5 separate regions of the Mus musculus genome follow, and regions 2, 3, 4 and 5 are each linked to region 1. The links are chromatin loops, found by intact Hi-C in ENCODE. Cell type or tissue: heart. All regions are shown on one strand. Each heading gives the region's core, and the rest is flanking DNA. Links, peaks and the distances in the headings are about the cores only.

What was found. Peaks named below come from ENCODE experiments on the same cell type or tissue, not always from the same donor. Only the 100,000 strongest peaks of a DNase experiment are listed, where the experiment ranks them.
Region 2: it touches region 1 in a loop (2.2-fold over the local background); 4 of 42 quality-filtered maps call a loop at or near these places.
Region 3: it touches region 1 in a loop (2.5-fold over the local background); 13 of 42 quality-filtered maps call a loop at or near these places.
Region 4: it touches region 1 in a loop (2.3-fold over the local background); 8 of 42 quality-filtered maps call a loop at or near these places.
Region 5: it touches region 1 in a loop (2.4-fold over the local background); 2 of 42 quality-filtered maps call a loop at or near these places.

What each region holds. Positions count from the first base shown.
Region 1 is chr4:35,153,070-35,159,174 of GRCm38, forward strand. It overlaps Mob3b (MOB kinase activator 3B), which reads right to left and starts at 4,415. Exons shown (of 4, transcript NM_178061.5): 1 at 4,183-4,415. Ifnk (interferon kappa) reads left to right here. Exons shown (of 2, transcript NM_199157.2): 2 at 718-950. The coding sequence ends at 749. In heart, for the core only: a CTCF peak has its summit at 2,658 (motif pointing left); DNase peaks (open chromatin) are centred at 2,632, 3,232, 3,982 and 4,412; H3K4me3 peaks cover 2,198 bases; H3K27ac peaks cover 1,801 bases; H3K27me3 peaks cover 778 bases.
Region 2 is chr4:35,223,350-35,229,454 of GRCm38, forward strand. C9orf72 (C9orf72, member of C9orf72-SMCR8 complex) reads right to left here and starts at 2,487. Exons shown (of 11, transcript NM_001081343.2): 1 at 2,439-2,487. In heart, for the core only: no CTCF peak of the experiment used is centred there; DNase peaks (open chromatin) are centred at 2,012, 2,512 and 2,802; H3K4me3 peaks cover 2,322 bases; H3K27ac peaks cover 1,549 bases.
Region 3 is chr4:34,972,750-34,978,854 of GRCm38, forward strand. The region is part of intron 3 of Mob3b (MOB kinase activator 3B); the gene reads right to left. Among named protein-coding and RNA genes, the nearest start is that of Gm33620, 16 kb to the right of the region's middle. In heart, for the core only: no CTCF peak of the experiment used is centred there; DNase peaks (open chromatin) are centred at 3,772 and 3,882.
Region 4 is chr4:35,096,696-35,102,800 of GRCm38, forward strand. The region is part of intron 1 of Mob3b (MOB kinase activator 3B); the gene reads right to left. It overlaps Gm52727 (a long non-coding RNA gene), which reads left to right. Exons shown (of 3, transcript XR_003955380.1): 1 at 1-406. Among named protein-coding and RNA genes, the nearest start is that of Gm52727, 3.6 kb to the left of the region's middle. In heart, for the core only: no CTCF peak of the experiment used is centred there; DNase peaks (open chromatin) are centred at 3,356 and 3,686; H3K4me3 peaks cover 1,526 bases; H3K27ac peaks cover 868 bases.
Region 5 is chr4:35,062,621-35,068,725 of GRCm38, forward strand. The region is part of intron 2 of Mob3b (MOB kinase activator 3B); the gene reads right to left. Among named protein-coding and RNA genes, the nearest start is that of Gm52727, 30 kb to the right of the region's middle. In heart, for the core only: a CTCF peak has its summit at 2,981; a DNase peak (open chromatin) is centred at 2,971.

The DNA of each region.
Region 1 (6,105 bases), core at 1-5,000:
TCACCACATTAACAGTCAATACCCAATCTATAGAATCAAAATGTTTCTTTTTTTTTTTTAAACCATCTTTCTTCTAGAGAAAAAAAATGTTGAGATCAATTGTCAGTTTGGTTTCTTTGAAGTTTAAAGAACGGTAAGTTGTTGCTTTAAAAGTCAAGGTCCACAGTGAAATTTGGATGGATGGATAGATAGATAGATAGATAGATAGATAGAATCCATTGATCATTGAGCTCCTCCTTAACACCCGAAAGCCTGTGATTCTGCTGTAGCACATGATCATGCCTGGAGCATTTTGTTTGGTTTCTATAGCTAAAGGTATAGAAAAGGCTACGGATGCAGCTCAGTGGTAGCTGTACTTGTCTAACATGCATAAGGCACTTGGACTGGATTCTCAGATCTGCAGTGAGGTTAGGGGAAGGCATAGAAATTAGTGACACTCTCTCATAGCAGGTGGTTTTCTATGTGTGTGCACCTAAAGTAAAGGTCTAAAGACATGCTGTGGTGGAATTCTACATTCATGTCCAGTTTTCCTGGTTGGAAAGCTATGTATGTCATTTAAGTAAATTAGGCACTGTAATAATACCTGGTACCTTAACCACTTTTATCTTCTTAAAGTCACTTTGTAATGCAGATTACCTACATCATTTACTTAACGCTTCTGTTTTTATTCAGCTAACTGAATTTTCTCCTTCTTTCTCCTCCTCTATCATATTTCAGAATCACCCACCTTCAAGCAAGAACTTAAATAGAAGCTGCAATTGCTCAAATGTCTCCAAGAACGCTTTATTCTAAAGCCATTACCAGGATGCTGCTAATGCTACCTTCAGATGCAAGACTTTTCAAGTTCAGGGTTCAAGGCAGTGCAGTCAAAGAAAGTCTTAAGCAAAAGATGAACTTCAGTGGAAAAGTTAGCAGAAATGTTAACTTATAATAAAACCAAAGTTATACATTATGGCGTTTATGTTACTAGCAAAAAAAAAATCAGACACTAAAATGACTGAATATAATCTATTTGATTTTTTATAAAGCTCATTAATAAGGTTGTTTTAGATTGGGACTGTGGCAGTGGGGAGGGAGGCTGGCTATGGACTGCAAAGTAACAGACACAGCGTTTTCCATTCATTTCTCTGACACCTTTGCCTGACCCCTATGCAGCCCTGCTGAGATGTCAGCAGTTACTTTCATAAATTATAGCTGCTGCCCTGCGCTGTCCTGCCCTGCCCTGTGTTTGCTCTGTGCAAGGGAAGAGAACTGGCAAAGTGGGGTGGGAGTGTAATTCAGTGGTCGGGTACATGGATGACTGTCTGAGGCCCTGAAATTGATTCCCAAAACTTCAAGAAGGACATGGAGAAGAGAAGAAAGAACTGGCCATAAAAGCTAAACATCTTCTAATCAGGATAGATAGTTTGACAGAAGTCACAATCACATTCTTTTTATAGAGTACATCTTAAAATAAAATAATCAGAGACCAAGCCCACCAAAATGAACATAAACATAGAAATGTTAACGGACAATATAAAAATGTGTATTCTCGCTCTTGATTTTTAAAAAGTGCTAAGCAAGGCAACAATAAAACATTCCTCTCTTATTAACACCACAGAACTGGAAAAGCAATGATAACACTTAGAGTGAGTAGAGTGTAACTTCTCTTATACATTGCTGAGGAGTTGATACACTGGCATGTGTTTACTATGGACAATATCACAGTCTTCAATATCGTAACAATGTATCAACTCTACTGTGTCTCCAGAAACAATGTATTCCACGGAAATGATTGGATAAGATTGAATATATATATATTAACGAAATTGAACACCCTTATTTTCCTCTATAATGATTGTGTTTTCCTTCTTGGCTGGCCCAAGCCCTGACTTTAACTTTAATGACGCCTTCTTGTACTCCTTGAGCAAACAAAACCCAAGCAGTATTTCTTCAGCAGGTCGTTTGTTACTGTGCTGCTACTGTTAAATTTCAAAGAAATCCGAACTTGTGGGCCCTTATCATTAGAGTGTCTTGAGCACTCCAGAGAATTTGCCGTTTTTCTTTTCAGAACCCCACCGTCAAGATCTAGAAGTCACGGCGAAAGTTTCTCTATAGATCCTCTCTTGAGTTAACAGTCTCTCAAAGTACTTTAAGGTTTAAGGGCAAACTAGACCTGTGCAGAGCCCAGAACTTATAACTATCTGAAGATGGGTTGGGATGTAAGAGTGCTTGTTTAACACGCTAGGGCCCCATCCCGAGCAAGGGTGGAGTGGTGGAGAGGTGCAGAGGTCACAGGTCTCATATAAGCCTCTCTTACTCCCCTGAGTGGGAGAGGAAGGGTGCCAAAACTCAGAACTGGGGGTGGGTGGGTGGGGGAAGGATGTTTCCGCATCTCCTAGACAGTCCAAGGTTGGCAATTCCACAGGAAAAATTGGCAAAGGCAACATTTACAAACCTGGCAAGAGGCACAGGTCCCAACAGGTGTATACCATCAAACCTCCTCTAGTCGACCCTCAGGTGACAGTTCCGGTCGCTGCGGACTTTGGAAGGTGACTTTACTCTTGCCAAGATTGTTTAATAAGTAACCCACACAGGCTAACTGCTCTAGAAGCAAGCACCTAACTTATTCCAGGAAACCCGACCTGCTATAGTCCAACAGGCGCCCCCCTCTGGAGAAATAGGGGCTACCCCAAGCCACCTGTTCTCGGGCAGATGAAAACCAAAACAGTGCTCTGGCCGCATCTGCCATTTGGACTGCGTAGTCATGGCTTGCTTTTTCTGCATCGCGGCGAAAAATTTGGGTCTTAAACTTGGAGCCTTAGGTGAAGTCAGAAGCCCACGAACATTTCACAGCGAATCACGACACCACCATTTCCAGGCAAAGTCTTTAGCCTTCCCAGGTTAGCTTTAGTCTCCACTCTTTTGTGGTCAATGGCCTGCCTGCCCTTAAAATTTTGCCACCCCTGAACTTTCCGTAGAGATGAGGTGCCCTGTCTCCGGCCATCGCCCGGGTTGTGGGCCCTCCATATGCGTTTAGCTCGCCTCTGAAAGTCCTTTGGACCCTCTCGCAGATCTCCTAGCTTTCGAGAACTTTGCCTCCAATCTCTCGTTTCAGATTCGCTGGGGATAAGATCTGAGAAATGCGCCCTGGGCCACAAGCAGCCTAGGAGGCGGGCTCAGGAACAACTTTCCCTCCGCCCTCTAACCACAAGCCCCGGGTGGGGCGGCCTAGCCAGGTCCCGAACTCTGTCCTTCCCCAGCGGGGATCCCGGACTCGAGCCTGCGCAAAGGCCAGCGTGAAAGGCCCCGCGAGCGGCGAAAGGGACTTCCTTCCCCGCTGGAGCCCCACCAGATGTTAAGAGGCGCAACAATAGTGGAACCGCAGAGAAACAAAAGGCCATTCACTGGGTTACAGGAGAATGGCTCTGTCGCCCCGTCTCTGCGGGGAAGACTTGCAGAGGGTCTGAAAGGGGGCTGGAAGAAATCTGAGTGGTCTAGAGCCTCTGCCACGCTCCAGGAGGCGGGAACCGCTCTTTACCATTAACAACCCCATCCTGGGGGTCCAGTGGTGGGGAGGAGAAATGAAGGGAAAGTTTAGTTTTCACCTTCTCCGGTGCAGAAAAGGGAGGAGCAACGATCCCAGATGTTTGACAGTTGTTGGTCCAAAAGTTGAGCAAAATTTACTTATTCTTAATACCTCCCTTGATGAGGCATAGGTAGCCAGGGAGGACAAATCGAGACTGCGCTGTAGCCCTCCCTACACAGCCCCACGCCGAGCCTGCTCTGGGATCCAGGAGCGTTGCCCTGTTTAGATGCACTTTGTAAAAGTTTCTCTTCCCGCCGCTTCAGGCCGACGCGCACCCCACCCGCATCTGAGATTCAGAATGGGTCCCGGGTGAGATCTGCACCCTTTAGGGGGAGGGAGGGGGTGTATTTCAGATCAAAGCCACAGACCCCCTGGGTGGGAACTGGACTCACATTCCAGCCCGGGAAGTGCGTACCCGGAGGCAGAGGAAAGCCAAGAAGCCCGTACTGCCTAAACCAGACTCCAACCCCGGAAGCTCGCGGAGGAGGGGTGAGGACTGGGGTCCGCACGACTGATCCTCCCTAGGTGTGCCCCGCACCTCGGCCCTCCAGGACACAATCCGAAGCGGGAAGCTGCGACTGCGCCTCCACACCACTCTTGGAAGGATCTCTTACCGTGGGGTTTTAACCTTCTGCCTAGGGCCCTGCTGGTTTCCTTCACGCCGGCAGCAGTTTCTGGAGCCGGAGAAAAAGAGTGAGCTCCTCCAGCCAGAGCAGCGATGCTTGCAGATTCACGCGAGGGGTTTCTGACCAGCACGCGTGACTCCAGATGCAGCGACCACGGCTCTGGTGCGGCCCCCACATGCACCCAGCGCGCCGCGCAGCTCGCCCGGGCGCCACTGCAACTCACCGGCTCAGAGCGGAGTCCCCTGGTGGCCTTCTCTGGAAAGGCAGCTACGCGGGGGCAAGAGGAGTCCTGTTGCCCTTAGGATCCTCTAATCTCCACAAGAGCCTGAGACAATGAGCAGTCTAAGTCTCTCAACTTTGGTCCGCTGCCCAATGTAGGTAGAAAGATGTCAGAGTAGAAAAGATGCTGCTGTCCTGGTTGGTCTTTGTCAACTTGACACAACCTTGATATATTTAGGAGGGAATTTTGACTTAAAAAAAAAACCCCTCATAAAATACCCTATTAATAAGTCTGTCCAGCATTTTCTTGATTAATGACTGTGGGTTGTGCCAGCGTTGGGCAGGTAGTGCTGGTGGGTATAAGAAAGCGCCTCGCGTGGATCTACAAGCATCGCTGCTCCGGCTGGAGGAGCTTACTCTTTATCTCCTGTCCCAGAAGCTGTTGCCTGTGAGAAGGAAGCCAGCAGGGCCCTAGGTGGAAGGTTAAAATCCCATGAGAAGCAAGCCAGCGAGCAGCATTCCTCCATGGCGTCTGCTTCAGTTCCTGATTCCAGGTAACTGCCTTGAGTTCCTGTTCTTACTTCCCTTTGCGGCGGACTGTGCATAAACCACATAAGCCCTTGCCTCCTCCAGTTGCTTCTGGTCATGCTGTTTTATCACAGCCATAGACACCCCAACTGAAGTCCACAAGAGCTTTTTCCAAGGCATCCAGAAAGGGCCAAATGACTTACGCTTCTCCAAAATGTTCTGCCAGCTGTAAAATGCCGTGGACTGCCTGAAACACCTTGGAAAGCAGCATTAAACCATGACAAAAATGCGTGGAAGTCGTAACTACCTCGCCGGGTGATTATGAGTAAACCAATTATGAGACGTACTCTTAGTTCTTGGGAGGAGTCTTCAAACATGAACTGAAAGAAAAAAAAATGAGGTGGATGTGTCAACCTGCTTTTATTCTCCTATAAACATCTTGATGTGTGCCGGCTGGGTAGTATCAAATGACTTGATTAGCGATCACATTCCGTAACTTCTGCTACACGTTTGAAAGAATGAAAGTAAATTAGGTGAAATTTAGGAGATATATTTCCATACTCGACTCCTGTTAGCCTTTCCATCACAAAAGTCTCTCTATATGTGGTGCCTTACTTGGCTCACACAAATGCTTGGAAAACTCCTGCTACGGGGCCTTAGCACTTGCTATGCTCCCTGCCTGGGACAGTCTTCTTAACTGTTCAGTCACATCATGGCTCAGAGACTACCCTTTTCCCTCCATTTCTTTCCTCAGAGGCCTCCCTTTCAACCCCATTCATCCCCCCCAAGACATCCCTTCTCAGATACCCCACTCCAGTTTTCTCTATGAAATGTATCACCATAAGACACACACACACACACACACACACAAATACTGCTTTTTGCTCACTCCCTATATTAGTGTTCTATGGGGGAAATAGCCAAACTTAAAGTTAAAACAGCTGAAGACAAAATGAGCAGAGCTGGAGAGGTGGTATAATAGTTAAGAGCACTTGCTGCTTTTCCAGAGGATCCTAAGTTGGTTCCATTATCCGCTGCCAGCAGCTCGCAGTCACCCATAACTCTAGTTTCAGCAGATCAAACATCCCTCGTCTCCTCCACAGGCACCTGAATGCACACGGTGCACATAAACGCATGTGGGCACATGAACACTCATAATAAATT
Region 2 (6,105 bases), core at 567-5,566, 71 kb after region 1:
GAGAGAAGCCAGAGTCCAAACCAGAGTGAGGCTACGACTCATCACTCTATAAACCGAGTTCAGGGGTCACGAGGGCTTAACCAATACTTCCAAAAACTAATAAAGTTTATTTATGTTAATAAACATGTTAACACTGTTAGCAGACTGGCACATTTGAAGCCCTTTGTTTTTTCTTTAACCTTGTGAAAAAAAAAAAAAAAAGAGAAAGAAAGAAAAAAAAATCAGCTTTCCAGGCTGCTTTGAGGAAGTTCATTTGCCTACTGCTACTGTGATCAAGAATTATACCATAAGGCTTCCACTTGTGGGAAGAGGGGCAGGACAGCCATCAACCAGCCCTCTCAGCCAAACAGGAACTAACCAAGACCACTGTAAAGACAGTGGACTACTTGCCAGACCAGCCTTTGTCATTCTCTACAAATGTTCAATTTCAGCCAAAACTCACATGCATACTCATGACACCAGGACTGTGCCATCTTGCCTAGATCCAAGTTTCTCAGGCCGGCTAACCTAACACTTGGACAGTATTCACTCAACATGGGGGTCTAGGGCAGGCTCAAAAGATAGACGTTTTATCCATTCAGTCATTTTCTAAAAGCAAACATTGGATGGCCAACATAGCCAAACAGAGTATTTTACCAACTTTTAAAGTTATATTTACATTTGTCTCCCAGAAATTTAAATGCTTGTTGAATGTCCAGTCTGCAGCGCAGGCTGTAACCCCTCTTATTTTTTGTGTTCTATGAAATAAGAACACCGTCACCTTTAGTTTCGAAGTTTCCAACTGACTCTGGGGTTTCCCACAGTGCCAATGGTCACTGAGGTGCTAGTCAGCAGTGACTCAGACAGAAAACCCCTGTTCCTCCTGATCCACAGATTATTTTAACTTTCAGTGCCTGTAGCAAGCTTTCATTCAAAAAGAGTAAAAGAAAAACTACTTGTAGGTTTTTTACGTGACATAGGTTTTTACTGTGGAGGATGATGAAATACCTGCTTTCTGCTCCTAGGTTATGATTCACCCTTTTGTCTAGCATATTCATGCTCTCCACACTGTCTGCCACTACTTCTCCATCCTCTTGGTTATCAGATCTGGTGTCTGCCAAGGTACCAAGGTGCCTGCGTTCAGGTGAATCTTGTTTTGCTTAACAGGGGTGAAGTACAGTAAGTTACTTTGAAACACAAAGCGATCACATTCACAGGACTTTTACAGAGCAGCTGCAATGGCTCGACTTTATTATCAGTTATTTGTAATCTCTTATTGTGCCTACTTTCTAAACTTTAACATCTGTGTATGAAATGTAATGAAGGGAAAACACCTATATCCACACGATGGGTGTATGTAGGCGTTTCCTGAGATTTCAGGCTATACTGGGGGCCTCCTGGAATGTCCTCTTTAACTGAGGGGACGCTTACTATATTTCAAATATTCTGATTCCATATTATTAACATAATCTCAATCTCTTTCCTCCTCCTCTTCCTCCTTCTTCCTTCCTTTCTCTCTCTCTCTCTCTCTCTCTCTCCCCCCCCCCTCTCTCTCTCATATTTTAAGTTTTCCAAGTGGACTAACGATTCTATCTTAAAGTATTTTCCAGTCCCTTTTGGGCCCTTAATATAAAGTAAAAGTACTACTGAGACAGACTGTGTACCCGTTTTTCTCAACTGGTGACGAACGGGAACAGTGTAACAAGAAATTTATCCATCTGCCGGGACAAAACTCTACAAGAGCCTAATAGTCCCCACACCAGAAAGCGCAACCAATCCCTCCCAGGCAAATGCACTCCTGGCCAGACAGACCCTGTGTGGACAGACTTAATCAGTGCACTTCTCTCTCTGCAACTGATTACCATCAGTCAAGTGATGCCCAAGTCACAATGGTCACTTCCTTTAATAAGTCTGTACAACCGCGGAGCTGTGAGGCAACCAGGTCACGTCCCACAGAACTGGGGAACAACCTGGTAAGAGTAGCAGCCCATGTAAGTGGGCATCCGCACTCCTTGCAAACTTCTGCGAAATCCTGCCTGCGTGTTGTTCTGTCCGTCCTTACTCCATCCCACCGGCGCTTTCTCCTCCCGGGCGGGGACCCTCGGGAGACCTGACTGGGTCGCAGGACCCACCAGCTGTCGCCGGGCCAGGCCCCTGGGGCCCAGGCTTGTGGCGGTGGGGGCCGCGCTCGCCGTACTCCCGGAGGGTTCCCTCAAGGGCCCGGGAGACGCTCCGGGTCGGGATCGGGGAGCGCGGGCGGACAGCAAAGATGAGGCCCATCCCCATCCCCTCCGCACCGCCGCGGCCCCCGCAACTCCTGCAAGGCCAAGGGCTCTTTCGCCCGGGGGACAGGGAGGAGTTCACCTCGAAGGAGAAAAAAACCCCGCTGGTACCCGGAGCCGGCCGGCCCGCGAGCCGACCGTGGCAGCAGCCCCCCTCCGCCCGCGCGTCTCACTCACCCACTCGCCGCTGCTGCGCCTTCACCGCCGGCGCAGGGACCGCAACCGCAGCCCGCTCCGGGCCCCGCCCCGGGACCGCCCCGCCCCGGACACGCCCCCAGGCCCGCCCAGTCGCAGTCCCGCCCCCAGTCCACAGCAGACCCAGAATCTGCAGGGCTCCCCGGTGCGGATCTCTGCAGTCTTGTTTCCTTCTTTTGTCCTTGGTCACCGTTGTGGAGTTAAGTTGCGAGCTGAGGCAACCAAAACGCACCTCCCTCGCACACCCTCCCTGGACTGTCTAGACACCACTTTCCACCTAGAAGGAAAGGGCAATTGGGATGGCTGTCACTACAAACGCCATCTTTCACGTGGGCGGAACTCGTCTCTGCTTGACGCGCCGCGGTTCCCTCGTGGGACTCCGTAAGTTCCGGGTTGGCGCTTTCACTTTGCTTTGCCAGCCTTGAGATGCCAGTGGCAGCTGGCCAGGCGGAGGCTGTCATGGGCTTTGTAGCTTTTCTTCCAAGAGCCGCTCAGGAAAAGCATGGGCAGAGCTGAGCTCAACCTAGATAGATAGTGTCACCTGCGTTATCTATCTAGGTTACGAAGCGTAGTTTGTGGTTGTAAGTAGTTTTGCTTTGTTTTGTTTGGGAGTTGGCAGGTAGTGGGTGCTCAACAAATATTTAGTGAGTGAGTGGATTTCCTTTGGTCCCTATGACACGGTTAAATGCCGTAAGTCTGCGTGCACACTGTACGTGTTCACTCCGCAACAAGCACAATGATTCCCCCACCCTCTGTGCGTAGTCACCGTGTTTTCTTCTAAACGTCATTTTTGCCAAATAGCACAGTGCACTTTGTTTTTTAACCTTTGGGAAAAGAACACCATGACGTCTGATTTATTGATTGATTGATTGGTTTGTAACTGTATTGTGGCTTTTCACTACAGATGAGTAGTGTTTATTATTTTCCAGCAACTTTTCATCATTTATAGGGAAAAGAAAGGCATTAATAACAGAATACCTATCAATACCACCTTCGGTAAAAATAGAACTCTCACCAGGTATTGTATGCTTTTTTTTTTTTTTTTTTTTTTTTTTTTTTTTTTTTTTACCTAGCAGTTGTCATTCTATCAAGTTCTTACAGTGTTTTGTACCGTGGTCTTCAGATGTATATCTCATAAATGAAGTATACATCTGAGAGTTAAAAATACATCCAGACACACAGAAATAGCATAGGACCATGTTTGGAAGGCTAGGGTTAAGAGTGCGATGCTGTAGTCAAAGTGGGTGAGTTTGCAGGTAAGGAAGGCAGCTGAGTGAGGCCAGTCAGCTAATCCACAACACGAGGAATAGACGTTTATACTATATCCCACACTGAAAAGCTGAAAAGTTCCCAGGTGGGTGTTAGGTACTAACACACATACACGCGCATGCATGCACACTTAAGATAATTTGCTTGTCTGTAGTAAGCCAGAGCTATCAATGTAATTGATTGGGTCAGTTTTCTGTGATTCCAGAGCCCACTAGGAATAGAAGGTATTTGTTTGGTGTCCTCTTGAAGTAAGCCCTTCTTTAAAACCTGTCTGTGAGTCAAACTAACATAACATTACACTTCAGAATAAGACTGGAACTTTGAAGGAATATACCTTCTTAGTGTTTTTTTTTTCCTTCAAAATTTTACCTAGAGACAAAAACAGTGTCCCTCAAATAACTTATTTTGTGTAATATCAGTCCTAGAATAAATGTTTTATTTAAAAAAAATAATCAAACCAAGAAAGGACTAGGGATGTAGCTTCGTGGGTAGAGGGCTTGCCTAGCATGTGTGACTCCCTGGGTTTGGTCCCTACCATATTCCTCTCTTTTTCTCTCTTTGGAGAAAAAAATGAAACATCACGATCTAAAATATTGTATGACCACAGGAAATGAAATAAACCATGATACAACTTATATTTTGTGATCAATGAGTGGAGACCTTTTTCTTCACATCAGATGGAACAATTACTTAGGCATAGGTAAAGTAGCCTATATATTTTAATTGGATTGTAGCTAACTTTTATTAATCAGGAAGAAAATAATAAGTAGGTATGCTGGTTCATAATTGTTGTATTGCCTGAAAGGTGTAAGGTAGAATACATCTTTCCTCCAGAGAACCAAAGAGAAAATGATGCTAACTGTATGTAGAAATATGATTCATGATATTGGTGTGATAGATTTTTAACCCTGTCCTCTCAAACTTTACAAATAATCTACCTCAAATAACTCCAGGCTCTAAGTGAAAATATGCTGGCTATAGAACTATATCTCCAGGGCTGAAAGTGGAGGGCATTTGGCAGAGGGCTTGCCTACCACGTACTGGTTTACTCCCCAATACTAAACGAACTGACGAGATGGCAAACACCTATAATCTGAGACAGGAGGATTAGAAGTTCAAGATTATCCTAGGCTACACTACATGCTGAAGGCTATCAAGGGGGCGGGGGGATCCCATTAAAAGAAAGAAAGAAAGAAAGAAAGAAAGAAAGAAAGAAAGAAAGAAAGAAAGAAAGAAAGAAAAGAAAAAGAAAGGGAGTATCTCTCCAAACAGGAACTGAGAACTCTATCCCCTATTTCCAACCAGAACAACACCTTTAAAGACCCGATATAGAAAAATGTCAGCTATCATGTTTCACTAATGTTCAGTCATGCAGACACTCCTCGATAAGGGGGATTTCTAAAGCAAAATAAGAGGTTGGGCTCTGTAACCACAACAGATATTAAGTATCGTCTCTGCTTTAGGTTAACCACGGAACTGGACAGTTCTTCACTCCTTGGTGACTCAGTGTCCACAGTGCTAGCTTTCTGTGGGGGCTTAAAGGAGGGAATGGAGAGAGTGGCCAGTGTGACCCTAGGTAAGACTGTGTATCCATGACAAGGGCATTTTGTTCCCCTTGTGTGTGGATGGCAGAACACCCACAGAAAGCAATGGCTGCAGCCCTTCTAATAGGAGTGGAAGTGACTCCCATAGGTACATTGCACTCCTCTGATAGTCCCTTCCTCTGGGGCTTCCTTGCTTGACCCCACAGGAAGCTGGTCAGTGCAGTCTTTTAGCAGGACACTGTTGCTCAGCAGGAAAATAGCACGCCTAGTAATCTGTCACCTGGTTGCTGTAAGGTTTATGTGCAATCAGGCGAGCTAGAAAATTAGATCAGTACATTCTAGAAGTGATGGTTTTACTTTCATTTTTTTTTTTGGTAACTACTCAGATATAATAAATACAGTAATGAATGACTTACAACCCTCTTACACTCTACACGTATTTATAACTCCAATAAATATGTCAGAACACGGAGAACCTTCTTGCTTCATCAAAAATGCCAGTTGTCAGGAAGGCTTTTCTCCATTTTCTCTGCTAATATGTTTCAGAAGTGTGATGTGCATTGCTGCAGGGCTGGAACCAAGGGCTTGTTGATTAGCTCCTACTTACCAAGATTACAGGAAATTAGTTGTGACTGAGACTGGCATGTGAACAATTTCATGACAGACATGGATGAAGAATATTGCTATATAAACCACGGACCATTTCATTTCTCTTAGGAAATGTAATTTCATGTGGTTGCTTCCTTATTCACTGAAGACTTAATAAATATGTATTTTATGATATACTGCCTTCATTTGAAATACGAATAGAATCTTAGTGTGTGGAGCCAGTAGGA
Region 3 (6,105 bases), core at 786-5,785, 180 kb before region 1:
CATGGGTTTGGAACTATCTATTGGCACCTGGTGGGCCCAGCAGTGGGTACACAACAAGACAGTGATTTTTCCCCTCTCCCAGAATCTATCAATAGTTAACAGTTCAGAGCTTGGTGAGCCCTTGCTTGACTGATTATTAATAGGGTTGTCTCGTGTGGGCCCAGTGTAGGTAACTACAGCTGTTGTAAGTTAATGAAGACAATGGTTGTAACAAGTCTAGAGAATGACAATCCAAATTATTTATTTATTTTTTTGGCTCTTGGATATTCTCTACTCTCCTTTTATTTTACCAGAAGATAAAGTAAGATCATTCACATGCACACAGGGTAAGAAGGTTCATGCTGAGGATCAAGCTTGGCCCTGAGTGCTCTGTTACTTCCAAGACTTGTATGAAGCCTGAGGATGGCCATTAGGGTAATGTAATGATAACTGCTCTCAGCAGAAATGGACAGAAACCCCCACTGCCTAGACAATGTATTGAGTGTCAGGTTGAATCTGGCAGAAGAGACAGAGAAAGGGAAGGTAAATCCGAGCTTGAAGACCAGAGAAATGGGACCAGATATTCTCTTTTTAAAAATGAAGAGGCCATCCTCACGCTCTCTTGCTGACCTCAGTTCTACTGAACTTGGGAATAGTTGCTAGAAGTCTCACAGTGAGACACAGGGATCACCTACATTACAAGGACATAGGAACTACTGGGGATACAGAATTGTGACTCATGATGTAGCTCAGTTGGTAGAGTGCTTGCAGAGCATGCATGAAGCCCTGGGTTTAATACCCAGCGAGACATAACTTCGGCACAGTAGGGCAAGCCTGTGATCCCAGCAGGTTGGAGGTGGAGGCAGGAGGATCATAAGTTCAAGATCTTTCATGGTAGTGCTGAGGAAGGTGCTTCAGTTGGTAGAGTTCTTGATATAGAAGCACAGTATAGGCTGGGAATGGGAGTGAGGATGCCAGAAGGGAGGCAGGTCTTGGGGACTTATTGGCCATCCTCTTTAGACAAACTGGTAAGCTCCAGGTTTAGTGATAGACACACACACACACACACACACATACACACACGACAGAGTGATGGAGAAGGATGCTCAGCATCCATATTCAAGTGCACCTACACACATGCGTATACATCCTCCTCCTTGCACTCACACACAAGATGACCCTTAGCTACATAAGGGAGTCTAAAGCCAACTACACAGGCTATGTGAGATCCTGACTCAAAAACCACTCAGGAAGGAGGTATCATGAGCCCCATCTCTGGCCCATTGTATCAGCATTTTTAACAGTAGGCCCCACACATCTATTTACAAGCTCCCCAGATGCTCTTATGCAGGAAATGTACGAGAGTCACCATTCTCAGTCTCCCTGGTGCTCACTCTTGAGGCTCCACGAGAGTCATTGGGAGAGCACTACGTTGTCTGAGCCAGTCCTCAGAGATTCTGACCTAATAAATCGGAGATATTTCTAGGTGATATGCAGTAAAGAGGTTTACAGTTACTCACAATTACTGCCAGAGGCACAGGGAAACTCACTTGCCTGCACACCTGGAGCAGTTGTGCTGGGTGAGAACTTAGGACCCTCATCTTGGGGGTATAACTCTCATTTATGGCATGCCTGGGGGCTGGGCAGAGAACCAAGATGATGAGAGTCCTGACCAGAATTTAGCACCTTCAGAAACTGCCCACAGAGGCCTTTCAAGCTAGCAGCCATAGGACCTGTCTATAGTATCTGTTTTTAGCTCTGAAATATACATATACACGAAAGCCTGAAGCTGAACAACGCTAGAAACTTCATTGCCAAAGGGTTCCGTATGCGTTTGTCTAACACTATTTTTTAAACTATTTTTTATTGTAAAAAACCAAACCAAACCAAAAAAAGGAGGAGGTAGTCTAGGATTCTAATTGTCCCTCAGGGAGAAGCTTTCACTCTTCGGTTAGCCTTGCTAACCACCCAGGAGGCAAGGAAGTCAAAATCTCTGAGCAGTGGCCTGTCAAAACACTGTTCTTGTGAAGACCGAAGTCTTAAAATATGTTGGATGCACTTACCAAGTATATTCTTAAAATAAAATTGATTCAGGAACATTTTATCTACAGTAAAATGCTTCTATTTAAACATACAGTTTGATGAGTTTTGACAGATGTTTGCTCCCTGTAAACATGTAACCATGCCACAATTAAAACATTTCTATCATACTTCAACAGTCTGTTATGTCTTTGCAGTCAATCCCCTGGGCCCAGCTGTGGCCCCAGCCAACCACCGATCCAAGACCTGACATTCTGTATTAGAGTGTTCTGGAATTTGATGCAAATAGACGCACTGTGTAGACTTTTGGTGTCTGGTTTCTTTGGCTCAGCATATAACGTTTTAAAACTCTACAGATAGGCATGAACTAGTAGTGAATTTTCATAGCATCCGTTGCCTCGTGTGTGTCACAGGTGAGCATGCAAGCTTGAACGATCCTACTTGAGAAGGAAGAGCAGCCTTCTGGGGTGCCAAGTGAACTACTGCAAATTGAATGGGGAGTAAGATGGTGGCTTCTTTCCACAGTGACATAATGGGAGTTCTCACTGAGCCAGAGGATTGCCTAAGCAATGGAGGCAGAAATGAAGTGTAGGGGTCAGAGGCACACATCCCCAGCTTATGAATTTTAATATCTGTGACAGTTTAAAACTATAACCCCATAGTCCTCCCTTTAAGTGATGGGCTAAAGTGTGAGACAGATTTAATAACTCACTGCCAATGTCTGGTAAAGGGTGCAGAGGTCTGACACTAACTCATGGTGGCTTTTGTCTTGGTCGCTCTATAAAGGGAAGAACAGTTGTTCCCAGGGAGGTGACAGTTAAACCAAGACCTGCAGAATGAATAGGACTCCATAGGACGTGGAGGATGAGGGACTTGCGTGTATAGCAACCCACAGGTGGGCATGTGGCCCATTCAAAGGGCTGTAGAGAAGATATCTTCCGTCTGTATGGATGTGGTGCCTGTCAATAATAAATCTGATGGCCTATGGTATAGGCATGAAGTAAGAGGTGGGTGGGACATCTGGGAGGCAGAAGAGAATTCTGGGATAGAGCCATGAACGGGAAGATTCACCCCTCTGCCCCCCACACCACCCCGCGTCCCCCAGGGAGATGTGACGAGACCAATGCATGGTGACTGAACACTGGCAGGAAGAACCAGACGTAACTTCACAAAGGACGCAGGAATTCCTTTTGGAGTGATTACATATCTTTTCCTTCATCCAAAATACAACTGCATGCATTTGTTTTTTTTGTTTATTTTTCCAGGTAACACTCACAGTGTAATAGGAATCTATTCATACTAACGTGGCAGGGCAAGGATACGCAAGTATCATGTTCTAGTCCTACGCAGTGGCTAACTGTATATTTGACCGTTATGTATAATATTACTCCATGGGAAGAGGTCCTCAGATCACATAAGTGGACCCAAGGTAGTCCCTATGTTAGAGAAGATCTGTAGACTTATCTTTGTGGTTTTATTACAGTGGGGCAGATGAGTGATGGCTGAGGATCCAGAGTTGTATTTCTATAAGTAAAACCAATCTTCATTCAAGTCCCAAGTTACTATTCGCTTGACGCTTTTTGAGCCAAAGAATCTAGTCTTATCTGGCTGGGAAATTTGAGCTAGTCCAGATCACACGGAGCAGCCAGCACTTGGCAGGCTTGCGTATGGGCATGGAGCCACACTGCCTGCTCCATTTTCATATAAATGTTGAAGATGATGAGTTAATCCCTGCTGCGACTGACATCTGTGGTGATTTCCAATGCCGAAGACCACAGTAAAAATAAAGAAAGCAATAACTATTTGATATCCCAGAATCCAACAGCACTCCTAATATTTTGAGCGCGTCCCTGACACGGAGGCTCTGCTGCAAAACCCAGGGAGGAATGCTGAGCGCGTGGTTTTGAGATTTATCTACAAACTTGGAGAGAAGTGGCTTAGCAAAAGCAAATAGACTGCATCAGGAGCTTAAGGGACGAAATGGAAACGGCTCAGTGAGGCAGCATAGGGACAGTTTGGGGCACATCTGAAAGCCATTGTATAGGGAGAGCTTAGTCTTGAGGACAGGGGCACAGAGTCAGCGATGCCTGATAGACGGTTTCATTGCTGTGACATTCATGGCAAGAGTGACTAGACACACGTGACCTCTGAGTCCTTGAGATCAATGCAGGTGTTTCAATTAAGAATCTATTTTGATTCTTTTCTTTTAATTTTAGTTACCAATGGCTGGTGACTGTTATGCTTTTGATGGCATCTGCCTGTGGTGGCTTGAATATGCTTAGTCCAAGGAATTGGCACTATTAAGAGTTGTGACCTTGTTGGAGTAGGCTCGGCCTTGTTGGCAGAAGTGTGTCACTGTGTGGGTGGGCTTTAAGGTTCTCCACATAGCAATGTTGGAGCCAGTTTTCTCCTGTTTGCCTTCAGAACAAGATGTAGAACTCGAAGCTTCTCCAGCGCAATGCCTGCCTGGACACTGCCATGGTGATAATGGACTGACTGAACCTCAGAATCTATAAGCCAGACTCAATTAAATGTTGTTCATTATGAGTTGCCTTGGTCATGGTGTCTCTTTGCAGTAGTAGAAACACTGAAAGACAACATTGAAAGCCACAAATTAAAGAACACTGCTCTTTAAAACCATGAGCTTCTAGCATGACCTGGTTAGTCAACTTGACTCAATCACAGTCACCTGGGAAGAGAGTCTCAATTGAAACATTGCTCAGGTCAGATTGGCCTGTTGCCCATGTTTGTAAAGAATTGCCTTGATTAATAATTGATGTAGGAGGGCCCAGCACACCGTGGGCAGCACCACCCCTACCACCACCCCTAGGCAGGTGGACCTGGCATGTATCAGAAAGCTTGCTAAATTTGAGTCAGGGGAGTGAGCAAGTAAGTTGCATTGCATGTAAGTTGCCAGTTTCATTCCTGCATGGTCTCTGCTTCAGTTCTTGCTTTCAGGTTCCTGCTTTGAGTTCTTGCCCCAGCTTCCCTCAGTGATAGATGGTTCCTAGGAAGCATAAACTGCAATAAACCCCTTTCTTCCTAAGTTGCTTTAGGCCAGAGTGTTATTTTTTTTAATCATAGAAACAGAAAGGCAGCCAGAGCAAACTGGATGCATAATAATCCTAGTACTTGAGGCAGAGGCAGAGGCAGAGGCAGAGGCAGAGGCAGAGGCAGAGGCAGAGGCAGAGGCAGAGGCAGAGGCAGAGGCAGAGGCAGAGGCAGAGGCAGAGGCAGAGGCAGAGGCAATCATGAGTTCCAGGGCAGCCTGAACTACAAAGTGAGACTCTTAACTGAAAAACATCAAGAGGTCAGCCAGGCAACTCTTGTGATTTTCCTAAAGAGTAAATATATATCTTGTTTGATTATTATCCTGTGCTGGGCTTGGTATCTGACATGCAGCTGTTTGTTTAAAAAGCTTACTAACCAACATGCAATAGCTGTTAGATCACATAAAGACAGTGGAGTTAGTGTTCCCCCAAACGGTCTCCATGGAGCTTTATACCCACAAATTGCTCTGTACAGAGCATCATGCATGCTAGTATGGTAAAGGAAGCTGTCCAGCTTGGAAAACAGTTTCCTACAGCTCACTGTGGAGCCTCCTTTTCACATAATAACATTTGGCACCCCTTACATCTAGCAGGTTCTGGGAAATATACTTTGGGAGACATTATAATAAGTCACAATGGAACAGAGAGGAACCCTTCATTTTTCTCTTTAATGTTAGTAGCCAGCTAGGACAGAGGCCAAGTGGAACTTAGGTACTTCCTTAGAGGATAGGAATCTTTGGTTTTCAATACATATTAACTGATAAATGTTTACTGGGTGGCATAGAAGGTACTCTTTCTTAGCTCAGACCAGTAGTAGTTGATAAACCATTGCCATCCAGAGAACAATGGTCATAGGGCATAGGATTCCAGGAACCCACAGACTGCTGTCATGGAGTGGGTAGACCAATGGAACTAGAAGACTACTGGTAGTTGATAAATAGACGAAATCACAAGTCAAAACTAAAATATATAGGACAGGATTAATGTTTAAAAAGACTCATATTTTAAGCCAATGGGTTAAATACTGAGAATTTGC
Region 4 (6,105 bases), core at 388-5,387, 56 kb before region 1:
CTTCTCCAGTCCCTGGGAAAGTCGGAAGGCGGCAGAGAAAGAAGAGATGGCTGGCGGCGCGTGCTGCCTGTACCTGGCCTGCTCCTCGGTGGCCCAGTCACACCTGGCTCATTCGTGACGTCACGCTCCGCTGTGCTCCTCACTTCCTGTGGCCCCTCCCTCCTCAGATGACTTCAGCACAAGTGCTTCACACAAGGACAGCACAAACAGAACTCTGGAACCCTCGTGCTTGATCTGTTTATCTAAGTGAGCACTGACCAAATACCGGGCAGATAAACAGTTCTTTCTCCCACCAATAGGACCAATGCTCCTGTAATCACGTTTCCCAATCTGCAAATGAAATCCTTTCAGAAAACAGAGACCTCTTCCAAAGATCACCAAGGCTACTGGACGTGCTGTTTACCAGGTCAGTGTAAACTGCTGACATATTGCTGACATACTTTATGTTGCAACATTCGGCCAGAAGTCTGAACTACTCAGCTCTTAGACTTGAAAAATATGGGACAAGGGTGGGGGGATGGCTCTGTTGGTGACAGCACTTGCTGTACATGCATGAGGATCTGAGGTGGGACGGCCCAAACCATGTGAAGGCCAGATATGGTCACACACACTGGCCACTCCATCACTGGGGGACAGAAACGAGAGCTCATCACTGGGGTTCAGCGGAAGGAAATCAAAACAAGCAACAGCGAGCTTCTGCAGGTTCATAAAGAGGCCCTATCTCAAGGTAACAAGGCGAGAGTGAGAGCAAGATAGTCCTAGGCCCCGCAGGCCTCTCTGTACATGTGCACCCCAGCCCCATGCATCACACACCCACATATACATGCATACACACACATACATACACATGCACACACATACACACATGTACATTCAAACATATACACACATGTACATTCAAACATATACACACATATATATGTATATACACACACATAATACATACATACACTCATACATACACACACACAGCACATATACACACCAACCACACACATGCACATGCACATACATACATCCATACCATAATCCATACCATACATACATACCATACATACGTACCATACATACATACCATACATACATACCATACATACATACCATACATACATACACACACACACACCACCAACAACAACAAACATATACAACAAGGTTTATGTGTTGGTGTTAAAGACTTGGAGTGAGCTTGAGTTCCTAATATAAGAAGGAAATAAAACACAATCAATTCTATTACTTTCCTCCCCTGTCCCCACAATGTCTGTGACACTAAACAGTATCCTGATTTAGTTTTTCTCAAGCTCTGATCCTGGCATCCACTCTCACAAGCTGACAGTAAAATTGTTACTGATAAGATCTTGCAGCAGGAAGGACTCTTGAAAATTTAATTCAATCTAACCTCTTAATTTGTTTAAAACCAAAACAAACACTTAATGCCCAGAAGGGTGAAGTTTTAAAGGCCAGCAGTTATGACAGACCTGAGGCTGAGAACTTAACCTCTGCTTCAGTGTTCTCACTATACAGACGAGCCTCTTAAACACTAAACGGGGGTGGGGGGTGGGGCGGTGATGAGTAACATTACTTCTCTTTTAGGTAAGAAGGTAAGGCCCACGATTGGCTGGCTGGCTAATTGATTGACCTATGGACTTAATGGATTTTTTTTTTAACCTACGGTGGTCTTTAAGCCCGTTAAAGCAACATAGCGTAAATGAAGTCATATAGAGACCATCCATGATATAAAAATATAGAGAAGCACAGAGAACCCAGCCCCTCCCAACGCAGACCTTCAAGAACCAGAGGCTTAACTTTGTCAGCTCGATAACCCACAAGCTCCCACAGAGTCCAGCCTCTAAGGCTGGGAGTTTCTGCCTCCTACAAATGGCTTGTCTTCACGGCACTATGAGGGGACAGTTCTTGGCTGGCCTTTGCCCACCATACTCCAGGTATTGCCTCTCCTCTACACCAAACAGTTCAACTCCTGCCTAACTCCTCAGAGTAAGGTCCATCTATAATCAGAGCTCACCTGCCACCTCGCCATCCAGTCCCCACCCATCCAAGCCGCTTCAGCCACACCCTGCCTCTTGCACAGATATGGAGCGCATACCTTCCTTCTCTCTGGGCGGCTCATGATATGGCTTTGTTCCTGCTGATCAGTTCACTGATGATTTTTAACCCCTGCTCCTCCGTAGATTTTTACATTTTTGAATTTTGACTCTCTTCTTGAGCTGTGCTCTTCCCCTAAGCCCTGCCTCCCATTTTTCTCAAACTCTTTCATTTCCTTGCCCCCCAAAGACTCTGGTGGAAACTGTGGCTGATGAATTGAAAATACACAATCCTGGCTTACCCTGAACAAGTTGTCTTACTGATGAACAATTCCCTTGAAATTTCTTTCTGGACCTTCAAAAATAACCCCCACCTCCCCCGAGATCACTTGAGGTGCCTGTGTAAAATGCATTTGTCTTAGGTCTTACCCTCTTGTCTCTGAATGTATTAACCAGAATACTTCTAGTATGCAAGAACTCCGAGTTGGGGGGTGGGGGCGCTGATACACCAGGCCTAGGCCAACAGTCAGATACCCAGGAGAACAGGCAGGAGAGAAATATCTGAGCATCTGAAATTCCAGGAGAAAGAACAGCAGGCAAAGGCCTTGGAGAGTGGGAGGGCTTAATCTGAACCAGGTTGAGACTGGAGTATGGCTTCGGTACTGCCGCTGGGGTATGTGAGCTACACCACCCCTGGAGGGTGGGGCAGCTCAGCCTTTCTGCGTACTCTGCATCTACTGGTCCTTGATTCCTACAGACTGGATGCTGGTTTGTGTGCCTGCGGGCAGCATGCTGGGATTTGAGTCCCACTGCTGCTAGCTCTTGATCTTATTACATCACACAATTAATCTTCACCGTCCTCCTCTTTGAGACGGAGATAACGAAGTTACCCATCTCAGTGTGTTATGAGAGTTAAATAGTCTCATCCCAACAAAAAAAAAAAAACCTGCACGCACCAGGCACACTGTCAGAGCGGAACAGGTTTAATTTTTGTCATTAATGTAATACTTCCTAAACTGTACGCGTGGGGGGTGGGGGGTGGGGTGCGGGGCGCCTAAAAGGCAGATAGCGCAGAATTTCCTTTTCTCTTTCTCATATAGCTCTGGGCGATTATACATAACTCCAGGATTTCAGTGTTGCTCAGTCAAGATGGTAGGTGAAGGGCCGCAGCTGGTCTGACACAACCGTATGCTCTCAGCAACCCTCATTGATTGCAGAAGCGGGTGAGCCTCCTTGTTCCCCAACTGGGAGGAACAGCAGTTTTCCTATCAGGCCTAACTGGCCGGCCCCTCCCTTCAGCCACCAAACAGCCAACCAGTGGCCCACGAGGGCGGGAGCACAGGCTAGGAGGCTGCCATGGCGACACGAGCGAAGCTCGCAGATAGTTTTGTGTTTACTGGACATCCGTGCTTATTTAAGACCAGGAATTCACACTCCCAAGGCAGTGCCAGCAAAATTCACCCTGGGCCAAAGCATGCATTTATAATACGAAACCTTTTCATTCGGATTTTCTTATGTAACCACGATGTGTAAACTTGCCAAAGAATGTTAAAACTAAATCAAAGAGGAAAGTGCCTCGCAGTTCCCCGCACTGATGGGCATGGAAACCGGCGCCCATCAAAAGTTCTCAAAAGTCTCCAGAGGCTGCAGCTACTCTGCCAAGGGAAGCGTGTGCTTCCACGTAGCCGTGGAAAACAAGCAGGCTCACCAGGCTGAGCAGGCCCCAGGCTCAGCCAAACCCTGCGGCGAGGACTCATTTGACTTTGGGTCCAATCGAGAATCCAGGAAGCCACGTGCACTGGCTTCTTTTCCATTTAAAATTCTACGTTCACTAATATGTGGCCACCTTTGCTAGGGTGCTCCTGGGTCCTTCTCAGAAAGAGGGGGTGAGAAACAGGAAGTCCTAGGAGATCCTCTGTGCGGAGCAAGGAGCTAAGGCAAGGGTTAGATAATGGTTCTTAGTCTCCTCTCCTCTCCTCTCTCCTTCCTCTGCCCCTTTTCTCTTCTCTCCTTCCCTAACCCGCTCGTTCTCTCTCCAGAGTCGCAAAATGTATCCCAGGCTGGGCTGGAACTTGCTGTGTAGCTCAGGCTGGCCTGGAACTTAACCGTGATTTGTCTGCCCTCTACCTCCCATGTACTGGGATTAAAAGTATGTGCCACTACACCTGGCCTCCTATTTTCTTTAAATGGCATTTAATTCTTAAAAAAAAAAAAAAAAAAAAAAAATCTGAAAAGAGGACAGATTCCCATAAAAATTCTGATGGCCCAAGAAATTTTTGTACCAATTTCAGTCAATAAACAAATTAAAAAACCCAATAGGCTAGGCAAAAGCTGAAGGCTAACCGAATGCCACAGATTAAAACAAGACTACTGGATTTGCATTAGAAAAAAAGAAGCAGAGTCTAGAAGCCACACTAGCATACCTCAGATGCAGACCTTTACAGACCCAAACAAGATACAAGGCACTTGTAAACATTTGTGTTTTAAATCAGATAGCTAGCCCCAGGGCTACAGATTGTCGGATCTTAATTAATTATCCAATGACCTGCTCCCTAGTTGATCCCTTCCAATACACCCTATCCCAGAGCGGCTTCTAGAAAAACCACAAAAAACGGCCAGACCTAGGCAGCACAGCCAAAGAGCCCTGATTTATTTCATCTTTGAAGGCTTTCTACGCTTGGTTTCTCGTTTCTTCAGGGACTGTAATCCACACGACTCAGCTTGCTGTCTGAATAAAGTGCACATTTTTCTCATCTAGCAGAGCAAGCCTATGAAATGGAAGGACAACCTGCCCTGGAGACTGAGAGAGGAGAATGGGGGAAGAGTAAGATAACGCTGGGACAAAGGGAAAGTTTACAGGGTATAGACAGGGAAGAGTCCTGGTTTTCAGGGCACCGAGAAAAGAGTGGCTTCCTTCTCTTCTCTTCTCTTCTCTTCTCTTCTCTTCTCTTCTCTTCTCTTCTCTTCTCTTCTCTTCTCTTCTCTTCTCCCCCTCCACTCCCCCTTCCCCTCCCCCTCCTCCTCTTTCTCCTCCTCCTCCTCTCTCTCTCAATGAAGTTTCACTATGTAGTACAGGCTGGCTTGGAACTTGCTATGTAGACTAGGCTGGTCTACATAGACCAAGGAGCTTTGAACTCATAGAGATCCATCCGTCTTTGCCTAAGTACCTGAATTAAAGGTACACACTGCCGTGACCAGCAAGAGTTGCTTTCGAAGAAGTTACCAGCAGAGATTAAATGAACACCTAGGTCCCTAAACTCAGCCTTACCAAAAAGAACCACATGGCCTTTTGGTTTGCAATACCTGATAAGCAAAGTGGAAAAATATAAAATAAAATATAAAAATTAGTCTTGTGACATTAGAGGAAATAGACGTGAACTTTCCACTCTCTGAAGCTCTGGAGCACCTATGATTTAGAAAAGATGATTCAAGTGGGCGTTCCCTTGACGTCACCGGCCCACCTGACTGTCCAGGTTGTGATTTCTAATCCCTCTCCTCAATAAATCTAACCCAAGGCCACCGAACAAGTAAAGACAATGATTCTTTTTTTAATGGCACAGCCCAGGTCATCATAACCTGACTGGTTACCAGGTTGACAGGAATGGCATGTACTGGCTGATACCTTTGTATCATAAGACAGCCAGCTATTTATTTCCTGTTCTAGGACATTTTGGAGGGATAAAGAAAAGGAAGGTAGCAAGTCGAGATAATTATGACAAAAATCTGTCAAAGGCTCTTTCAAGATCTCTCTGTCTCAGAGGAGGAAACAGCAGGGATGAAACCATCTAATCAAAATGAACCGGAAGTCCATTGACACTTTTGTAAAGAAAGCTCGAGTAGATGAGATCGTTCTCTTAAGTCTCATGGATCTCAGGGTCACCTCAGAACTGCTTTGTACAGCAGCTAGGGATGACTTTGAACGCCTGATCTTCCTGCCTCCGCTTCCCAAGTGTTTAGATTACAAACGAGGGCTGCCATGCCATCCAGGAGAAATCTTAAAATGTTGTGTGCATGGGGTTACACTTAGGCATCCAGGTATGTGTGGCAGCCAGAGAACAACCGG
Region 5 (6,105 bases), core at 572-5,571, 90 kb before region 1:
TAGGCAAGTCTGGATTTTAAGCCCTGGTCAACCATTTCCTACAAAGGCAACTTTGTAAAGAAACTTATTAACATTTCTTCATTTGAAATGGGAATATATATATATATGTATATATATATATATACATATATATACATATATATGTATATACATATATATACACACATACACACACACATATATATACACACACATACACACACACACACACACACACACACACACATATATATATATATATATATATATATATATATATATATATATATATATTTATGCTTAGCACACCAATGCACTGAGACTGAGAGTAAATTCAAGTTAATGGCATTATTATTCTATTGTAAAATTTGAAATTCCTGCCTTACATAAGAATGGACTACATTCAGCTGATATTGAAGTTTTGAGGAAGTGATAGCCTAATGGAGGTGAAAGGGTTTTCCTCCCTCAGATCACTGTCATGGTGACACACTCCTCATTCTTTACTTCAGTTTGAAAAGAAATATGAAGAGAAAATTTTAGGTAAAACTTCCTTAATAACTAGGCAGCATGATCTGCAGTAAATCAGGAGTCATGTCATGTCATCCGAGAAGGAAGGGAAGGGAAGTTTACTCAGTGCTGAACTCTCTCACACTGAGTGCTCAGCGGGGACCATGTCTTACAGTGTTACAAACAGCATGCTGCTCACATTGCCCCTTGAGACTCTGAGGTCTCATAACACATCAGGAAAGGAGGTCCCAGCCTGAAAGGCGAGCCCCCTAACCTGTCCGGCCCTTCTGGAAAAACAAAGGGGACACACCCTGTGCTTCCGCAGCTACAGCCCACAGATGGTTTCCCAGGGAGCTGCTCTCTGTTGTAGAAATCTTTGTTCATCTTTCTCTCCAGAGACAAGCAAAGGCAGTTGCCCTCAGGGTAGGCCTTTTTGTTTCCACTGAGAAAGCCATTGATGAGCGGTGCACAGGTAAACACTGGATAACTGACAACAGTTCCTAGGTCCTCCCTGGGCTCCTGATAGCTGGGGTAGACTGAGACGATATGGAAGGCAGTCATTCTCAGGTATCATGGTGCTTGGGTCTCTTTGCATTACCTGTCACATGGCCCTGTCATTAGGCACTAAGGTTCTATCCCTTCTTTGGGACCAGAAGCCTGGGAGAACCAGCTACTGCCCAGATTTATAGTACACAGGGAATGGGAAACAAAAGGAATGGCTGACTCCTGGCAGGAACGTCTCCCATAATTCTTCACTTTTCTCTACTGCTGGTCACCTGGGCTGGATGCTGAGAAATGCCTCTGTTTCTTCAGAACTAACAGCTTCAGTTCATTTTGTCTTAGAGATACACATTCTCATGTCTCAAGGCAGGAGCTAAGGATCAATTAAACATGACGCTAACAGGAATTTGCATATTGAGAGAATTGTTGACCAACTTTTCTTTCAACGTTAACCTTAGAAATGACAATAGCTTAGCTAGTACAGAAGTCTCGCTACCAAGCCTGGCCACTCGCGTTTGATCCCACGAACCCCAACAGTGGAAGGAGGCAAACCAGTTGACCATTGACCTCTACAGATGTGCCGTGCCGCACACGTGCCAGCATCCACTCACAAATAGTAAATGTAAAAAGTAATGAAAATATTAGCCAAGTTCACGGTTTTCAGGGCTGTCTCTTTCTTTTAGTATTACCTGCCAATCATTTTACATTTTTATGGGAATAATTCTGTCCCTGGTGGTAGGGATGTTAAGTAGCATGTTCTGTTGGTGGCTGCCTCCTGTAACAAGGACCGAGGTAGGACGGCTGTGAACTGGCTTGTGCAGTTCGGTTGTGGATGTTCCTGCTTCAGGCCGTGAAAGCCAAGTAGAGTCATCCAGTCTTACTCATGTTTACCTTTTCTTCTCCTGGTGCCTCAACTGAGTGGCCAAGGGCGGGCTTGAGAGAACTGCAGAGTTTTCACCCTGGGCTCTCTCACCCCAATTTACCCCATTGACTTTTTGATCACTGAGACTGTGTGGTATCCAGGAAGCTAATTTTCAAGTGCATCTTCTCCGTGTCCCAACACCGTGTGTGGCTGTTTATCCAGCAGCGTGCGACTGGAATAACCATGACGGTTCTGTGAAGGAGGTGCTCTTAGGGGTAGTTTCCAGAGGAGGAAGCAGCCTCAGAGAGACTTAACATTGGCTAGTAAAGGTTGCTAAGATTCAGGCAGCTCATTCTCAAATCCCTACATCAGCCTTTTACTAGAAGACTTAAGGGAAACCTGATCATGTTGCACTAGTTATCAGTTAGGGCTTGAAATTAACACGAGTTTTTAAAGCTAAAGTACTGGCAAGGCCTCCCCTGCAGAGGCCCTCCAATTTAACACATTCCCGGCATATACACGGGTATTTGGAACACAAAGCATGAGAGCCTTGCCACATGTGGAAGCCTGAGGCAGACTGGCATCATATAAGCCTCTATATATCATGTAAAGGACAGAATCCCGAATACTGGTGATGAGCAGAGGGCTGGCCTCTGGAGTTAGGGCCCTGCTGATGCTCCATCACATAGATGTCAGGCTGCCTCTCCACATACTGCTGATCCTCACAGAGCAGCCTTGCTCATGCTGTGGCTCCAACTAGCTAATAAACAACGGGGCTAAGGCAGCAGATGTGCACATCCCCAGTCCGTTCTGGCCTGAGTTTTAAGTGTCTGGCTCCTCTGAGTATCACATATCCCGTTTCCCTTCCCAGCTGGTGCTGAGATGTAACGGTGTGTCACCTGAGACACGCCCATTAAAATTACATAGCATAGTTAATGGAGAGAGCTCGGTGCAGGTCGGGTAATTAGCCTTGGTTTCCAGGGCTCTCTGGGTTCTATCTCTCACATCTCTTCCTCTCAGCAAACCAGGAGCCCGTTCCTGAGGTATCTCTTTTGGGATTTGTTGAGTGGGGGTGGTTATTTAACACTGTCCTCATTAACTCGGCCACACCAAGGTGCCTGCAGTACTGAGTTCACCACATGGGGGAAGGGACTTGTAACTCTCCACAACAGACCATCAGTTCTATAATGGCTAGTGGCCAGTCGAAGCGGAGTGCATTCAGCTGTCGCTGCATGTTGTCCACGAACAAACAATTGAACAAACTTGGGTGGCAACAGAAAGCACAGGAAGCGTTTTTTTTTTGTTTTTTTTTTTTGTTTTTTTTTTTTAAAGGAACAGGATCTTAGAATGCCTATGTTGAAGTACTTAGTATAATCTGCATCAAACACAGGGCTTTGGCTGTCTTCAGATCTCTTCCTGTGATTGGTGATTCTATCCCTTTGCATTCCATAACTCACAACAGTCAGGAGTAAGCCAAGAATGTTGCTGATTCTCCAGAAAGAACACTACAGACAGGAGATGCAGGCATAGTTGACAACATGGGTTTTGAGGTTAGGCCACCTCTGGACTACAAGGTGCCCCAAATGTGTTCTGTGTTGCTTTTATGAATTACTGTGCAAGTAACTTAATGCTTTTGAGTTATATGAGAAATGGCAATCTACTTTGTGGCTTCCTAGGTTAATGACACTGTACAACAGGAGCAATATGTATTCTGAAAATGGCCGCTTTTACGCCATGTCCCCTCAACTGGTAAGTTCTTAGGGGGCAAAGCAGGTTACCAGATCCCAAAGGTAAATCCTGTTGCCCAAGCTCTGGGAGCACTAGCCCATCCACAGAGCTGTGGAGGTGGGGGTGGGGATGCTGCTCTCGGCAGTGATTAGCCAGGAAAACAGAAACATAGCCAACAGCCACAGGCGTGCTTTGTCAGCACTTTCCCCTCCTTCAGAGATGCAGTCAGAGGTGTCTTGCTTAGCCCTGGCTTTAACCAGTGGCCTGTCCTGGGTATGACTGGAGGGGTGGGTGGGTGGGGATAACTTGCACTCACCTTCTGCTTAGGTTAACTACTATGACTCTGAACATGGGCAGGTTTAGTGCGGAGCTTTCTGGAAATTACGTGGGAGAGCCAGACTCATAGGTCATTTCTCTAAAGACTTAGGTGCTTTTCCCTAAAGCCAGGAGTCGCTCTAACTCTTGAAGTTTTCTCAAGCCTTTAAAAGATGCCCTGAAGACTCTTACCCTCTTGCCTCTCTCTTGCCCCTTGCGCCCCCTCTCTCCCACTCCCTTCCCCCCCTCCATGTGGCCATAGCCATCTCCTACTTCTCTATTCTTTCCTTCTCTCTTCCTTTCTCTGCCTCTGCTACCCTCTTAACTCCCCTCCCCACACCCTAAATAAACTCTGTTCAATATTAAAAAAAAAAAAAAGATGCCGTGAAGTACTCATGATCCTCACTATAGCAACAAAGACTGACAGAAACTATAAATCTTGCCGAGTCTATAAATTGTATTATTACTCTTACAGATATTGTTCGAGAATTGTCTAGTAATTTCCATGAATATGGTTGATAGTTGGAGAGGGGGGAGGGGAGGGGAGGAAAGGGAGGAGGATTAGAGCTGAGAAGGGGGGTGGAGGAGAGCTGACTAGAACTTGGGTATCTTCAGTATTTTTTATGTCCCAGGTTCTAACGTGATGCCCCCCCTCACCTCATTTGATCCTTAAAACAACCTCATGAGATCAGAATTACAACCCTGGCTTACAGAGAAATGGAAATTTAGAAGACACACTACATTGCAGCTTGTGAGTGCAGAGCTAGCTGATTAAACTCAAGCGGAGCTTTCGCCACACTGCAAACACATCGTATCCACATACATCTTGTCTGTTTCATAGAGACTTACCACTCAGACATACAGTATAGAAATAAGAAATAAAAAGGTTAAAATTTAAATGTTCATCATAAGTTTAACTTCTCAAATTCTGACTCTAAGGCGCCCTTTACTGTGAATATTTTTACTTATTTATGTCTTGGTAGTTTGTAAGATGATGAAATCAGAAGTAGAAACTAAACGTGACCATGGTGGTCCATGCCTCTAATCCTAGCACTTAGAGAAGGCAGGGTGATCATGAGTTTCAGGCCAGCCTGAGTTGCGTAATAAGTTCGGTACGAGCCTGATGCACATAGTGAGACTGGTTCAAACAATCTAAAGGTGGGGGATGCAGCCCACTGGGAGAATGCTTGCCTGATATCCAGAGTTGGGTCCTTAGCACTGAAAAAAATAGAGATATAGCCCTGTGAAAAGGGTGGTCAAAGGGATACAACGACTTCCACAATGCACTTAGTAAAATATGCAGGATAAGTGGACATCTGGGTGTTATGTAAATGGCTCAAGTATAGGGACTCTGTCTGCTTTGCTGACTGGGAGCCTGATCCCAAGCCTGCACACACTAAACACTCACTGAACGGATGGGTGGATGAGTAAGGACCGATTGGCAGTCACAGGTCACTGTGGACCCAAGATGGGTTGGTTGGTTTGTGTCCAGTCTCAGAATGGAGCATGGGGCAGCTGCAGAAACTGAATGCATTTTCCAGGCATTTCAGTGCTAATTTTTTTTTTAAAGGAACAAGAGCCTGGCATTTTTAATTAAAAATAAAAACAAAACAACAACAACAAACCAGACACAGGACATTTTCTCCTCTAGCATGTGAACTGGTTGATGCATCCTCTGAATGATACCATATGGAAAGTGAATAGACTTTGGCCACTGTAGCTCATACTGACTCCTAAATTATCATCTGTGCGGTCCAGGGAAAGCCCGTAGGCTCCTAGCTGCTAGAATGTAAGAGCTACTCCATTGAGCTGTTGCAAGAACTAAGGAGGAACTAAGGAAGATTAGCAGTGGCAGCTACAGCGCAGGCATTTAGCAGGCTCCGCAGACATGAGTTTGCTTTTACCTAACGCTCACTAATCTTCCCTGCTGACTCCCATGTATTCCAAAACTGTCAGTGTGGGTGAGATCATAGGATTGTGTCTTACCTACCCTTATTCCTTCTCTACAAAGACTGTTTCAAAACACATGGGTCAGAAAGGTTCTAAGTCATCTCTCTCTCTCTCACTGAATATCAGATCTACAGTGTTCAATCCCGTTATATAACAGAAAGGCAGGGAAGTTGGAACTAGAACAGAGAAGACATTTTTGTAATTAGGCAACAGTATTTTTTTTTTTAAGTCTGTGGCTTTTCTGTTTTCTGTTTTGGATGCAT